Linked DNA regions of Homo sapiens: regions 1 and 3 are each linked to region 2. A link is a contact called in ENCODE Hi-C or POLR2A ChIA-PET data. All regions are on one chromosome and are shown on one strand. The core of a region is the stretch at or near the end of the contact, and the rest is flanking DNA. Distances in the headings are between cores, read along the strand shown. Region 1 overlaps EXOSC7 (exosome component 7). Region 2 holds the start of LIMD1 (LIM domain containing 1). Region 3 has its middle 55 kb from the start of CCR2.

Region 1 (4,665 bases), core at 2,028-4,527, 600 kb before region 2:
TTAAATTGCCAGGGGTAGAGAGGTCTCAGAAAACTAATTGATTTTCTGCCAACCCATTTCACTTGGTTTTGTCTACTTGGGATGATAATACATGGAGCCAAGATAGACACTGTCGCCACCTCCATAATTTACCCTGTTTCTTGGGAATGACGAAAAATCTTTGATATAGCCCTCACAGCCCTTTGGAAAGACTGCTGCACTGACCCTGAGCCCTGTTCCAGAGATGCCTGGCAGCACTGTCACTAAACTGGGAGCAAAATCTGACCTTTTCATGTCTTTGGTTTGCTGGTTGTAGCTGAGAGTAGGCTATTTTAAATGAGAATTTGGAAACTTTAGGAAAAGGTGGTTTCTATCTAAAGCCCAAAGGAAGGGAAGATTTTAGTGAGCTGGTGTGTCACCCTGCGCTGCCACTAGGCGGCGAGCCATCAAGTTGCTTCTCAGTTCTCCGACCATTGTGTTGATGGGTTTAGGACTGTGGTTTAACCTCTTAGAGAGGCTTGGGTTTTTAACTAGGGGAGTTTAGGAGAACATTTTTCATTCATAAATGTTTCAGAATACTCCGCACTTGTCACTTCCCTTTGGGATCTTAACTATTTTTCAATGTGAACACTTGTATTTTTCACTAAAATTGAACCAGAATCTTCAAGCCTGCATTGGTGGTTGGAGTCACTATATCTGGGTTCCTTGCCTGCTTAGTGCTGCTAAAGGGGACACTGTTCCTGGCTGAGGGGCTGGGGGTGGGTACAAAGCAGAGAGGCAACCTGCAGAAGCCTTTTGAGGCTAATTGTAATCAAAGTCTCCCAAGCTGATGAGATAACTCTCGCAGACACTTCAAACAAAGGCTTGTGATGAAAACCTCAGAATATACTTACTATTGGTCTGGTACCCATTTACAGGGAGGCTTCTACAGGCTCAGACATGAGCACATGTACACTCAGAGGAATCAGCCTTAGGGCCTGTGTTGGGGCTAGATGACTACTGGAGGGGTAAGGCCCAGGTCAGCCCTGCCTAGGTACCCACTAGATCACTTTTTCTGCTGTGGGCCTGGCCTGACCTGGACGTAAGACTTCATAGATTTGTAGGCTAGATTGATTGCCAGGCAAGCAACAGTGGGCCCAGTGTCTAGAGTCCCTTTCCAGGTAGGCATGGCCTTGATCTCAGCCTACCCCAGTTAAACCAGAGATGTTCCAAGCAGGAGGGTAGAGGTGATGAGTCAGAAGGGGTGGAGAGCTGGGAGGGGTAGCATTCCCAGGATCTTAATTAGTTTATCCAGCTCAGTAAACAATTTCCCACAACTCTGGAAGAGGGACTGGTCATGCTTTATGAAGGGTCAGAATTGGTTTTGGTAAATGCAGAAAGCATTTGGTTTTATGCCCAAAAGACCAAGTGTGTACACCCCCCACTGAAGGAGTAGATTGTGATGCATATGAGCAGGCAGCTACAATTACCAGCCTGTGTTTTCTTTCTCTCTCTAACAGAGCAGAGCAGCTTTTTATTTAGGGCTTCCTTGGTCAACATTCCTTGACTCCAACATTTGTTGTCTAGTGATAAGTTCCAAGACCAAAGCATACATTCATTTCCCTGAGGCAAAAGGTAAAACCAAGGAAAGTGAACCTGACTAATGTTAGACTATAAACCAAGCTTGCCAAATTACAGATTCAAGGAGAGTACAGGGAAGCATAGAAGATAAGGGCCAGGCTGCCTGGGTTAGAATTTTAGCTTACCAGGCACAGTCATCATGTGGCCTTGGACAAATTACATAACCTCTCTGTGACTCAGTTTTCTTGTTTCTAGAATGGAATCCATACCTCCTAGGGTTGTTGTGAACATTAAATGAGTTAATACACCTAAAGTACTAAGAGTGGTGTCTAGCTCATGCTAAACATTAAAAAAAAAAAAAAAAAGATAAGGTCTCCCTTCTTGTAAAATGAGAGAGTTAGACCATCTGGGGTTTCACAGTGTCATCCCACAGGTCAGATCCCACCTGGGAGATTTTTGTTTCATGTAGGGATTTTTTTTTTTTTTAAGGTGGACCTTAAATCAGGGCTAGAAAGTTTGCCACAGCTTCCATCATTCTCTATTAGTTATATGTGGCCCTTTGTTCAGATACATGTAGTAACCTTGCTGACCCCTATAGCCATTTGGGTTTTTATCCTCTGGAGATGGTCTCTAAGGCCTTTTCCAGGTCTACATTTCTGTCTAAATTTGTCAGAAAGAGTCCTTGGGCTGTGAGTGCCCAGTAGTGAAGTGGAATCCTCATTTCTCTATTCCAGCCTTTGTCTTCACACATCAGCAGAATATGGGGTCTGTGGCTTTCTTATGTTGCTTAAAGCATTGTACCCCATCCCCCACCCTGAACAATTGCTTTCCGTTTTCCTAGCCTCCTCCCCAGAGTCACTGCACAGCTATGGCACCATCCAGTTACAGGAGAGTTCCTTGGGCTCATGAGTCTCTAAACCTTCCTCTCTGTCTGACTGCTGGCTATGGTGGAAGAATGGGTGTGTGTGTGTGTGTGTGTGTGTGTGTGTGTGTGTGTGTGTGTGTGTGTTTTAAGCCATTTAAAAATAGGTAAAAATTTCCACTTTAACCCAGTGTCAAAAAAAAACCAGTGGGGCATGGGTTTGTTGTTGTTGTTGTTATTTTGAGACGGAGTTTCACTCTTGTTGACCAGGCTGGAGTGCAGTGGTGCGATCTCAGCTCACTGCAACCTCTGCCTCAGGTTCAAGTGATTCTTGTGCCTCAGCCTCCTAAGTAGCTGGGATTACAGGCATGTGCCACCACGCCCAGATAATTTTTGTATTATTAGTAGAGACGGGGTTTCTACATGTTGGTCAGGCTGGTCTCGAACCCCCGACCTCAGGTGATCCACCCGCCTTGGCCTCCGAAAGTGCTGGGATTGCAGGCGTGAGCCACCACGCCTGGCCAGGGGCATGCATGGTTTTATAGGTAGATTAATTTAGACAGTTGGACCTGGGAAGCTCTATAAATCATCTCCCAAGGCTGTAGAAGAGTTAGTGCATTAATCCCAAAGAAATTAGTCACACCCAGGAGGATGTGCCCACTACATTCAGGGAAAGGTAAACATTTTGAGTGTAAGCATCTCTGGCTGGATTTGTGTACACAGAAATCTCTGTAGATGTATTTTTAAGCACTTAAGACCTGGGACTTAATATTGATTGCTTAGTGTTTAAATTAGAAACAGGTTGTGTTTTGCTGGCTGTGCAAAGTAAAAACCTGGTCCCTGTTGACTTGATTATTTCACCATAAATGAGCTGCTTTTCTTGGCTCAGTGCCTGAGTCCAGCAAAGGCAGGGAACAGCGAGGTTGCTATGGCAGTAATGAAGTCTCTCTTGGGGACTTTAAAGGGGATTCTGCTGGCTCACAGTGGTAAAGGAGGAGTACATAATTAGAGAGGCAAAATTTTATGTAACAACATAGTCTGATTAATTTGGGATTCATTCTTCCACCTATATTACTAAGTGAGATTTCTTTTAGTGTTACACAAATAGGGTGGGCACTGCCATGGGCGTTCACACAGGTTTTGCTTTGCCTGGAATCTTCCTGCCTCTCTGGCCTGACCAGCTCTGCTCATCCCAGGTTTGAGGTCGCCTTTAAACCTGAATGCTAATTGACACTCCTGTGCCCCTACTCCCGCTTCTACCTCACTGTTTGCTCCCTATGGTGAAACTCCCCTACCTCACTGGAACTGCTGGCTTTGGGTCTGCATCCACCTCACTTAGTCTCTAGGTCTCTGGTAGCTGGTGCAGGGCTGGGTGCCTTCCAGATGGGCAAGGGGTCAGAAGGCTTTAATATGTGATTTTATAGAGTCCATGCTGAAACCACTGGCTTCTTACCTTTCTAGTCCTTTACTGTTACAGTAAAATAATTACTAGAATGTTACTTACCTCATATACATATTAAGGGTTTGTTTGTATTAAGCCAAAAACTCTCAGAAATGTCCTGTTAAACACTTCAGTGTTTTTAGGGTGGCTAATGTTGAATCCTGTTAGTTTTGTTGAGGTTATTGGGCATAAATATCAAGAAGCCAAAAAGGGAAAAAAAAAGTTTTTCTCTTGAAAAATATCAAATGAAGGAGGTAACCTACTACTTACAAGCCAACAATCTTTCCCTTGCTTTCTTTCATTTTCCTTCTCTTCAGTACAGTGATATCTAAAGTTTCTGACAAAGCTCTGACATACTATCATACATGTCTTTTAAGTTATTCCAGAAAGGTTATTGTACTTACATTGTGGTTTTTATATTGAGAGTATCGTAGTGTGTTCTAAAGCTGTGAAACTAGAGGTGGTGTATATGACAAAACCCCTCTGTAACCCAGACTGCTTCATTCCCTAGGCCTCTCAGTTTCCTAGGCCTGCCAGAGAAGAGTATTTATTATACTCTGAAGATAAGAGAGTTAATTATTATCGGCCGAGGTTCACATTACCATCACTCTCCTGTTTCTCTTTGACTAAAGATGGCTTCTGTTAGATGCTATTGGGAAATCCCATCACACACACTGACAAATCCAGGTCACAGTGCTGGTCTGGTTCATTACATGTGTCTGGAGTCAGGAAAAGTGGCAGATGCCATCCTTTCCTCATCTCAGTGACTTTCTGTCGAGCAGCTGGCTCTTCCAGCATTCTACAGGGAAACTGGAATAAAGCT
Region 2 (5,000 bases), core at 2,285-4,784:
TCCCATTTCACCCAGGAGCCTGATTGCCCCCTGCTGCCATCAACCTGCTGGCCATGGCACCCATGGCACCCAGGCTGTTCATGCTGAGGGGTGCCTGCAGGTACATGCCGAACTGCCCTCAGCCTCACCCTGGCCTCCCTCCCATGCTCATCGGCACCCAAAGTCTGGAGGGGGCCGAGGCGGCAGGGGACTGGTGTGTCAGTGCTGCCCTGAGTGCGTGCACCCCCAGCTGGGTCGTGACAGTATCTGGGCTCAGCTTCAACTTTGCTCCAAAATCAGAATGGGCACCAGGAGAGGCCAGGCAACAGGAGCAGGCACTTCTGAGCCTGTGGGAGTAGGGGGGCTTTCTAGGTCCCCGGGAGCACAGGGATGCCCAGGTCTGCAGCCACAGCTGGGTGGATGCAGCTGTGCCTGGGAAGGCAGGGCTCCCGCCCCACCAACTCAGAAGGGAGTGGGGCTCCTGCCTGTTCCTAGCTCCTACCAGCTCTATGGAGCATGCAGTCACGGCCTCACCTCGCCATTGCAGCTAGCATCATGGCAGTGGCTGCTCCAGATGGACCACTGCTGCCATCACCAAGATAGGATGAAAAGAGAAGACAAATGTAAGAGCACTGGTTGGTGTCTGTGGCTCCTGCACCAGGGTCCCAGCTGTCCAAACTGAAAACCCAGGAAGCTGGCTCTGAGCTTACTGGACTTTGCAGAGGGATGGCCATATATTCCTAGCACTTTGTCAGCTACAACTGCCATATTTGGAGGTCAGGCAAAGTGAGCCAGTCTTCCACTCCAAAATCCAGTTTTTAATTAATAAGTATTACCCAACACCTAAGGAGTGTTTAATTATGATTACCTCTGAGAAAGGGGATGGTAGGCAACTTTTAAAACTTTATATATGTCTGTATTGTTCAAAGTTGTTATAGAAACATGTATTACTTGTAGATAAAAAACCAAAAAAAATTTTTTAATAAAAATACTTCATTTTAGTATAGTGCTTTATAGCAGTGCTTCTGTAACTTTATTGTGCAAATAAACCGCCCAGAAATCTTGTTAAAATGCAGATTCTGATTCAGTAGGTTGGCAATGGGGCCTAAGATTCTGCATTTTCAACAAGCTCCCTGGTGATATGGAGTCCATTAACCATACTTTGGGTTTACGGCAGCGGTCCTCAATCTTTTTGGCACCAGTTTCACAGAAGCCAATTTTTTCACAGACGGGATGAAACTGTTCCACCTCAGATCATCGGGCATTAGATTCTCATAAGGAGCGTGCAACCTACATTCCTCATGAGGGTAGTTCATAATAAGGTTTGTGCACCCCTCTGAGAATCTAATGCCACTGCTGATCTGACAGGATGTGAAGCTCAGGCGGTAATGCCAGTAATGGGGAGTGGCTGTAAATACAGATGAAGTTTCGCTGGCTTGCCTCCTCTCACCTCCTGCTGTGCCACTCAGTTCCTAACAGGCCACAGACCAGTACTGGTCAGTAGCCCAGGGGTTGGGGACCCCTGGTTTACAGAATATAAAGCACATTCATATATATTATCTTATTTGTTCTCTGTCACAACTCTGGCAGATAGGGGTTCACTAATTCACTTATTCGACCATTAGGTACTACTATTAATATATACCAGGCACTTGGCATACAGATATGGTCAAATGGAGTGGGAAACCTACCACCCAACCAAACAAAAAAAAACGCATGTTAACCAACAAATAAATAATTATAAATAGTTATCAGAACTGAGCAGGAAGTAAAGAGGGTGCTGAAAAAGAACAACAGGAACCACTCTGAGGAGGCCTCTAAGAGGAGGTGACTTCAGCAGGGATGGGAAAGATGAGCCACTCAGTTTAGGGGCAAGCTCTGGGCAGACACCAGGAAGCTCCTGCAGCTAGAGTGCAGGGAGGGAGGGAAGATCCCTAGATCTGGCCCAGAAGGCTGCGGCAAGGGGCCGATTTCAATTTAATTCTGGGGTAAGCACTGAGGATTTAGGTAGAGAAGTGTCTGTTCTAGTATTTGCCTTAGGATCACGATGGCTGTAGTGTGGGAAATGAAACCTCTCCAGGATCGCCTGGGAACTGGTATAGGGAGTCCCGGGCCATGCGGGGGCGCCAAGGAGTCAGGCCTGGTGTCCCTGCAGCCGCGCGGATCCACTTGCAGATGGGTCCCTCTACGAATAACGAGCCTACTAGGGCACGTGCTTTTACTGCTGCACTGAGGACGTGAAATGCGCGCAGGCACAACGAGACTTTCTTCTTTTTCGCTCTTTCAGAGGGCCCGGGCTCCCATCTACGCTTTGCTGGTTACGTTGGCATGTTGGGCATTTCCCCCTCTCTGCCTCAGTCTCCCGACCTGTCAAAGAGGACGGTGGGCCAGCCATGGGTGACACGCCCGTGCGCCTCTCCAATAGTGCACCTCGGGCAAGCCGGGCGGCGGGCACAGCCTGGACGGTGCCGGCCTCGAGAGGCACAAAGGGCTGGCTTTCCACCGGGGAAACTGAGGCAGTGGAGCGAGGAGCGGCGTCCTCGAAAGTCCTCGCAAACTCCCAGCGCCTGTGTTGGGCCCATGCAGGCTACCCAGGCCGCCCGTCTCCGAGCGGAGGACCCCGCCCAGCGCTGCCAGGGGCGGGGCCGGGCTGAGGACCCGAGGCTGGAAGGGAGGTCGGAGCACCCAATTCGGTCCAGGACTCGCAGGGGGCGGCAGTGGCGGCGGCGAAGTCCCGTGCAGTCCCAGTGCTAGAGCGTGGGACGGACTTGTGGGGCACCCCTCGGTGTTCTCCAGCCAGGCCTGGGGGCAGGAGGCCCAGCCACGCTGCCGGGTGCAGGCCTGCCCCTGGGCGCCCGCCCGCGCGCCGTCCCCGCCCCTCGGCCGCCCCCTCCGCCCCGGCGCGGGCTCGGGACGTGCAGAGCCGGCGAGCGAGCAGCAGGGACTGCGCCTGGCGCACTCACTTCCGCGTCCCGCCGCCCTCCGGCCCGCGCGCGCCGATCCGCCGCCGCCATCGGACAATGGGCCGCCAGCCCCAGCTGCCGTGAACTTCCTGCCGCTGCTCGGCCGCCCGTGCGTCCCGGACGGCGTTCCTGCCAGGCGCCGGCCGGGATCGCAGCTCCGGGGAAGCAGCGGAGGACCCAGCGCCTGGAACGTACCTGCGCCTCAGCCGCCGCGCGTTTGCTCCGGCCCGACTCGCGGCCTCGGCGCCCTCCCGGCCGATTCAGCTTCACCCGGCCCAGTCGGCTGCTGCCTTGCTGTGAGTTTCCGTGTTTGGTTGCCTAAGGAGGATGTGATTTTACTTTTTTGCTGTTTTCTTTTTCCTTTTATAATTTGAAGAGGAGAAAAGAACTCCGCTGAGCAGGCCCGGGACGGCGAAGTGCCACCAGCTACCCCAACAAGGACGTCTCCAGGGGAAAGGGAGTTGGAAGCAAACTTGGTCCAGCTGGCGTTGAGGTCTCAACTTCGGCTGGACTCTTAAATCCTGGGGTCATGCCCTTCACGCTAGGCAGGTGGAAGTCTTTACTTGTACTGGGCCGGACTTGAGCCCCGACCCTTCGCCAGCATCTCCCCGCTGCCCTCAACACACACACACACACACACACACACACACACACACACACACACACACACACACACACACACACACGGCACCTGGGCTAGGCCCGGACACCTGTCTGCAGCATGGATAAGTATGACGACCTGGGCCTGGAGGCCAGTAAATTCATCGAGGACCTGAACATGTATGAGGCCTCTAAGGATGGGCTCTTCCGAGTGGACAAGGGTGCAGGCAACAACCCCGAGTTTGAGGAAACTCGCAGGGTGTTCGCCACCAAGATGGCCAAAATCCACCTCCAGCAGCAGCAGCAGCAGCTCCTGCAGGAGGAGACTCTGCCCAGGGGGAGTAGAGGCCCTGTCAATGGAGGGGGCCGCCTGGGCCCACAGGCCCGTTGGGAAGTTGTGGGCAGCAAGCTGACTGTGGATGGTGCTGCCAAGCCTCCTCTTGCTGCCTCGACAGGGGCACCTGGGGCAGTCACCACCCTCGCTGCTGGGCAGCCCCCGTACCCACCGCAGGAGCAGAGATCCAGGCCATACCTGCATGGCACGAGGCATGGCAGCCAGGACTGTGGTTCCAGGGAGAGCCTGGCGACTTCTGAGATGTCTGCTTTCCACCAGCCAGGCCCCTGTGAGGATCCTTCCTGCCTCACTCATGGAGACTATTATGACAACCTCTCCTTGGCAAGCCCAAAGTGGGGTGACAAACCAGGAGTGTCCCCCAGCATCGGCCTGAGTGTAGGGAGTGGGTGGCCTAGCTCCCCGGGGAGTGACCCACCACTGCCCAAACCCTGCGGGGACCATCCCCTAAATCACCGACAGCTCTCCCTGAGCTCCAGCAGGTCTTCTGAGGGTAGCCTCGGTGGTCAGAATAGTGGCATTGGTGGCCGCAGCAGCGAGAAGCCAACAGGCCTTTGGTCCACTGCCTCCTCCCAGCGGGTGAGCCCTGGCCTGCCTTCCCCAAACTTGGAGAACGGAGCACCAGCTGTGGGGCCTGTTCAGCCCAGGACCCCTTCTGTGTCAGCACCCTTGGCCCTGAGCTGCCCCAGGCAAGGAGGTCTTCCAAGATCAAACTCGGGGCTGGGGGGTGAGGTTTCAGGTGTGATGTCCAAACCCAATGTGGACCCCCAACCCTGGTTCCAGGATGGGCCCAAATCTTACCTTTCCAGTTCTGCCCCGTCATCCTCGCCAGCTGGTCTGGACGGTTCACAGCAGGGTGCGGTCCCTGGGCTGGGGCCGAAGCCTGGCTGCACAGACCTTGGCACTGGTCCCAAGCTCAGCCCCACCAGTCTTGTCCATCCAGTGATGTCCACCCTGCCTGAGTTATCTTGTAAAGAGGGTCCCCTGGGCTGGTCTTCTGATGGTAGCCTGGGATCTGTGCTCCTGGACAGCCCCAGCTCCCCTAGGGTAAGGCTGCCCTGCCAGCCCCTCGTCCCAGGTCCTGAGCTGAGACCCTCTGCTGCTGA
Region 3 (4,786 bases), core at 755-3,254, 700 kb after region 2:
TCTAGCCTGGTAACAAAGCGAGACTCCACCTCAAAACAAACAAACAAACAACATAAAAAAGAATCAGAACATAGATGTGTTCTGCTCTTTGCTCTGGTTGCTGGACAGCTGACAGCCACGTTGTTGTAGGGCATACAGCAATTCTGAACCTTGGAGCACACCCCTGGTGGCCTGGATCTGGTGTCCACTTGTTTTCTTCCATTTCTCATCTATTTATTTTCAGTGTTTTTCATGGCATATCTCTTATTTGTATGTCACATTGCATCTTTTTTCAAATGAAAACTGAGAGGCTAACTGCCTTGCCCAAGCTCACACAGCTTATCAGTGAGGAATACAAGATTCAGAGCCTAAGCTCTCCCATGCCCCCTCCCTAGTCTTGAGTAAGGCCCATGAAAGACTTGGCTGTGCGCACAACACTGGGAATTGGTAGGAAGTGACCATTATTGGACAGCAGTGATTTGACCTAATCATTTCCTCTTCTTATGCTTGTTTCTTGCTGGCTTGCCTTCTCCACACCCACCCTATAGTGCCCCTTCCTTACTCTCCAAAACTCTTCATCAACTCCCCAAATCCAAGACCTATAATCTATGACTGACAGCTCCAGCTTCTAAATAACCAGGTATATAGGAACAATGCCCCAATAGCCATAGCAACAGGGGTGGGTGGCATTCCAGTATATTGCATCTGTCACAGCCCCCATTTCCACCCGCCATCCCCACATACAGTAGAACCCCAGCCACAGGAACTCAACTGAATATGGCCTTGCTAACTCACACACAAACCCCAGCAGCTGCATCCATCTCTTTGAAATGAGGCTTTCATGCTGTGGCTGCCACATGGGCTCCAGATGGCATTCCAAGCAGGAAGAAAAAAACTAGGAGGAGGAAGGGACAACAACAATATCAGGAAGGGAAAATTTCCCAGGAATCCTCAGCAGACTTCTACTTAGGTCTCATTGGCCAGGACTGTGCACCTGGCCACCCCTAGCTGCAAAGGAGGCTGTCTTGAGTACAATCATGGCCAGAGAAAGGAGGAGAGATGGGTTTTGGGTAATCTGCCACACCAGAGAGGCCACCCTAAATCCCTGGGTTGAGTATAAGGTGCAGAAAACAGGCAGCAGAAGGGGAGCACCAGGGTCAAATAGATGAAGATGGTCATTTAAAGGGATGCAGTGGTCATTATGTGGCATCCCTAGACTCCCCTCTGGCACTGAAGGGCTCATCTTCCCAGTGCTTGGAGTTCTGCTAACATACCCCAAGCTCTCAGCCTTCTTTGGGAATCATGTTGGCTGAAAAGAGTCACCTTGCCCAAAGTCATGCCCCTGTCCAGGGGCAAGGGCGGCCCTCATCCATTGCCTCATCCCTGCATAATTTTGCAGGCCCATCCTAGCCCCAGAGTGCCATGTGGGGTAGGCTGAGGTTTTGAGACTGCGTGGCCTCCCCCTCTCTTTTCCCACATCCTCTCCTCCCCTTCCCTTCCTCCCACGGCCCTAGAGCGCTCCTGATAAGCATCCAGCAGGGTGATCTCCCTAAGCCACAGCCTGCACCAAAGAACAAACCACTCTTTTTTTCTAGTTAAACCTCACTGGCATCTGCTGAGTGCTGGGTGTGTTTGAGGCACTGAGCCAGGTGCTGGGAGTGGAGGGAATGGGTGATCCAAACATGAGTAAGATCAGTTCCCACCTTCTAGAATCTCACAGCCCAGTGCATGGAACTGGGAAAACACGTGACTCCGAGACAAGACAACAGATAGTAAGATAAATACAAAGTGTGATGGCTACTCAAAGGAGGAAGACGTTATAAATGTTTTGATAGGAAGTGGAGAGAGATTAGGAAATCTGGAGATGCTGCACATGGGAGGGAGACTTTGACAGGCCTCTGAAGGATGGCTGGGTAGAGCCCATGGCAGACAGCACTCCAGGCAGGACCGGCCTAAGCAAAAGCGCAGAGGGCTCAGCATGGGCCATGTCCAGATGGCAACACAGATCCAGTTTGGCCACAATGGGAAGTGAAACAGAGCACAAGTTAAGAACATGAGCTTCCAAGTCAGACAGTGCTGTGCTCAACTCGCAGCTCTGCCCTCTCTAAGAGAGGGATGTCAGCAGGTAACTTAACCTCCAACAGCCATGGTTTTCTTATCTGTAAATCAGGAATTGCAACACCCCCCTCTGCCCCAGGGGTCATTGTGGGGACTGAATAGTGGAAATATTAAACTACTACATGAACTCTTCGAGGAGCAGGAGGCTCCGTTGACACCCTAGTTTTTATTATACAAGCAGAAATATTAAGGCTACTTCTGCAGCCACTGGTTCTCAAAGTCAGATCCCTGATCAGCAGCATCCCATTACCTGCGAGCCTGCTAGGAATGCAGAATCTCAGGCCCCAACCCCAACCCAGACCTGCTGAATCAGAAATTCTGGGTGCGGCATCCAGCAGTGTATATTAATGAAGGGAGCTGAGGCACATGAAAACCTGAAAACCTCTGGGTTAAGCCAACAGAGGAATTTATTTTAAGGGTACAGGAGCTCTTCATGGAATTCAAAGACAGGTGCAGCAGGGCCTCAAAAAAGGGCGGCTGACAGAGATGGGAGACTGGGGCAACAAGGATCTCCTTCTGCTTCTCTCATCTCAACTTATCTTTTAACCTCTGCCTCTCTCTTCCTGTGGCTGCGAATAAGCTTTCTTTATGTCTTACTTCCACCAGCTGAGGGTTTCTATCGTAAAGGGTGAAATCTGAGAGGCTGAAATCTGTTTGTCTCCACTCCAGGTCACCCTGGAAGCCGCTCATTGGCCCAGATGGAGTTCGGTGCCTCTACCTGGGCCGCTTAATGTGGTTTAGAGGCTGAGACACTTAGTCTGAGTATAGGTGCTCTTGCCCAAACCAAATGGATGAAAGTGAGGTGCCGATTCAATGGGGTCTCCTATGCTAGGAACACCAGCCAGTCAGGTGCTGGAGAAAGAGATCAAGTTGAGACTGTGGAATTTAGGAGACTGTGGCTTTGAGACTAGTTCCATAGAACAGTGGTTCTCAAAGTGTGATCCCCAGACCAGCAGTCTCAGCCACATGATGTCAGAAGTGCAGTCTTGGCCCCAACCTACCCCAGAGCTACTAAACCAGAAACTCTCTTGGTGGCCTTGTCAATCCTTGCTTTAACAAGGACAAGTTAGAGAACCACTGTCAGGGAGGGCACAGAAAGAGGTAAAAAAAAAAAAAAAACTTTTAAATGAGAGAGACACATCATTTCTGTAGCCTCGTCCGTCTTTCACTCCATTTTCTTAGAATCATAATGAAACAGGCAAACGAGACATCAGAGGAAAACACATCCAGGGTGATGGCTCCCCCTTCTTTTCTTTCCTTAGTGCACAGTGCACATAGTAAAAGACAACTTCCCAAATTATGCAGGCTGTTAGAGCTGGAATAGAGCCTGATCTTCCCTCTTTACTTTTGGGGAAACCAAGGTCCTGAGGGATAGCATTTCAGAACCAGTGTCTCATTTACTGGCAGAGAAGGGACTGAATCTCAGGCCCCCTAACTTCAAGCAGTCATGATTTAAAAATGGAACTTGTCTAAGTCAAAGAGAAAAGTAACTGAGAAAGTAGATTCAAAGGCAGTCATACAAGACCTGCATAGAAAATTAAAAGCAATGCAGCCCTGGCCAGTGGAGTTAGCATCTACAGTGTCATTTTGTGGAATCCCAAACCGAATTATCAATCCCCGACATCCATGGTCAAGCCTTAAATTCCATCGTTATGATGACTAAGAGCTTTTTTCACTCACCACAAACCAGGTAAACCTAAACCACTGCCACCTCAAAATTAGAACATCCAAGGCTTTAACAAGAAAGGAAAAGAGAGGAGAGGAAGGAGACATCTTGTAGAGACATAACAAAAGAAAAAGACAGCTCATAAGTTCTTATATTGAAGTAGATCTGCCAAGTATCCAACAAGGGAAAAACAGCTAGAACATTGCACAGAGTTGTGAAAATCACCTACTTTAAAGTCTGAGCTTTGTAAAACTGCAAAAAGAGAGATACTCTTGGCAGTTAGTGTGTCAGCCTTAATAAAAGGAAGTGGCAAGTCTAGCCTGTGTCAGGGTGGATTAGCATGGCCTGTGTGGGATGCAAAAAGGACAGCAGACGACAAAAAAAAAAAAAAAAAAAAACATGAATATTACAAGGATTAAAAAAGAGGAACCAGACTGAACCAAAACGAAGAGATCTTTCTTTGGTCTTAGCTATGGGTTTTACCAAGATGTGGATGAGGAGGGGTGGGTATGGCTGGTTGTGCAGGTTGCCCTAAACAGTTGCACTGGCACTCTTGCCAGTGGGATAGGTGCAGAACTAAGTCCATCTGGTGCTCTGCTCATCAATCCATGCTCAGACCAGCCCGAGGGGACGGGGTGGTGAATGTTCCTAATCTTCCAAGGCCAGCAACAGGCTGAGGTTATAAGTGACAGAATCACCTAGCTGGCTTGCTTTTGATACTTGTTCTTTGATAGATGTATGTTCAAATTAACTGTTGGCAACCTGTACATTTCAAAGAATGACTTCGAGTCTTTTCAACTAATTTTCTTATTTTCTTCATAAACTTCCAAACTCAGGATATCCAATCAACCCTTTAGAGTCAATGGCTTGGTGCCTAGACAGAGCAAAATGAGAATCTCCCTTTCACAGAATGACACGAAGGAACAGATTCCCTCTTACAAAGAAGCACCAATTACAGGATAATCCCTTTTTTCTGGAGCCAGATTCAAACTCAAATTATTATTATTTTGTTTAATTTCATTG

Evidence for each region. Hi-C counts contacts between places; a loop is a spot of excess contacts on that map. ChIA-PET counts read pairs that join two places held with the same protein, here RNA polymerase II (POLR2A). Pooled maps may share reads with other maps.
Region 1: a loop to region 2 is called in a pooled map, with 2.2 times the contacts of the local background. The contact joins the enhancer-like site here to the promoter of LIMD1 in region 2. A Hi-C loop is called at or near these places in 1 of 50 pooled maps. POLR2A ChIA-PET finds 5 or more read pairs at or near these places in 3 of 52 experiments (CD8-positive, alpha-beta memory T cell, Panc1 and activated T-cell).
Region 3: a pooled map shows a loop between it and region 2 (2.4-fold over the local background). The contact joins the enhancer-like site here to the promoter of LIMD1 in region 2. A Hi-C loop is called at or near these places in 1 of 50 pooled maps. POLR2A ChIA-PET finds 5 or more read pairs at or near these places in 2 of 52 experiments (activated CD4-positive, alpha-beta T cell and naive thymus-derived CD8-positive, alpha-beta T cell).

Annotation. Positions count from the first base shown.
Region 1 is chr3:44,992,359-44,997,023 of GRCh38, forward strand. All of the region lies in intron 3 of EXOSC7 (exosome component 7), which reads left to right. Among named protein-coding and RNA genes, the nearest start is that of EXOSC7, 18 kb to the left of the region's middle. Within about 2 kb of position 3,278, at least 10 of the 41 ENCODE cell types and tissues checked have a DNase peak (open chromatin) inside an H3K27ac peak, as active enhancers do.
Region 2 is chr3:45,591,217-45,596,216 of GRCh38, forward strand. It overlaps LIMD1 (LIM domain containing 1), which reads left to right and starts at 3,535. Exons shown (of 8, transcript NM_014240.3): 1 at 3,535-5,000. The coding sequence starts at 3,664. RefSeq lists silencers at 2,542-3,011, 3,022-3,151 and an enhancer at 3,242-3,411.
Region 3 is chr3:46,296,236-46,301,021 of GRCh38, forward strand. No RefSeq gene overlaps it. Among named protein-coding and RNA genes, the nearest start is that of CCR2, 55 kb to the right of the region's middle. Within about 2 kb of position 2,005, at least 5 of the 41 ENCODE cell types and tissues checked have a DNase peak (open chromatin) inside an H3K27ac peak, as active enhancers do.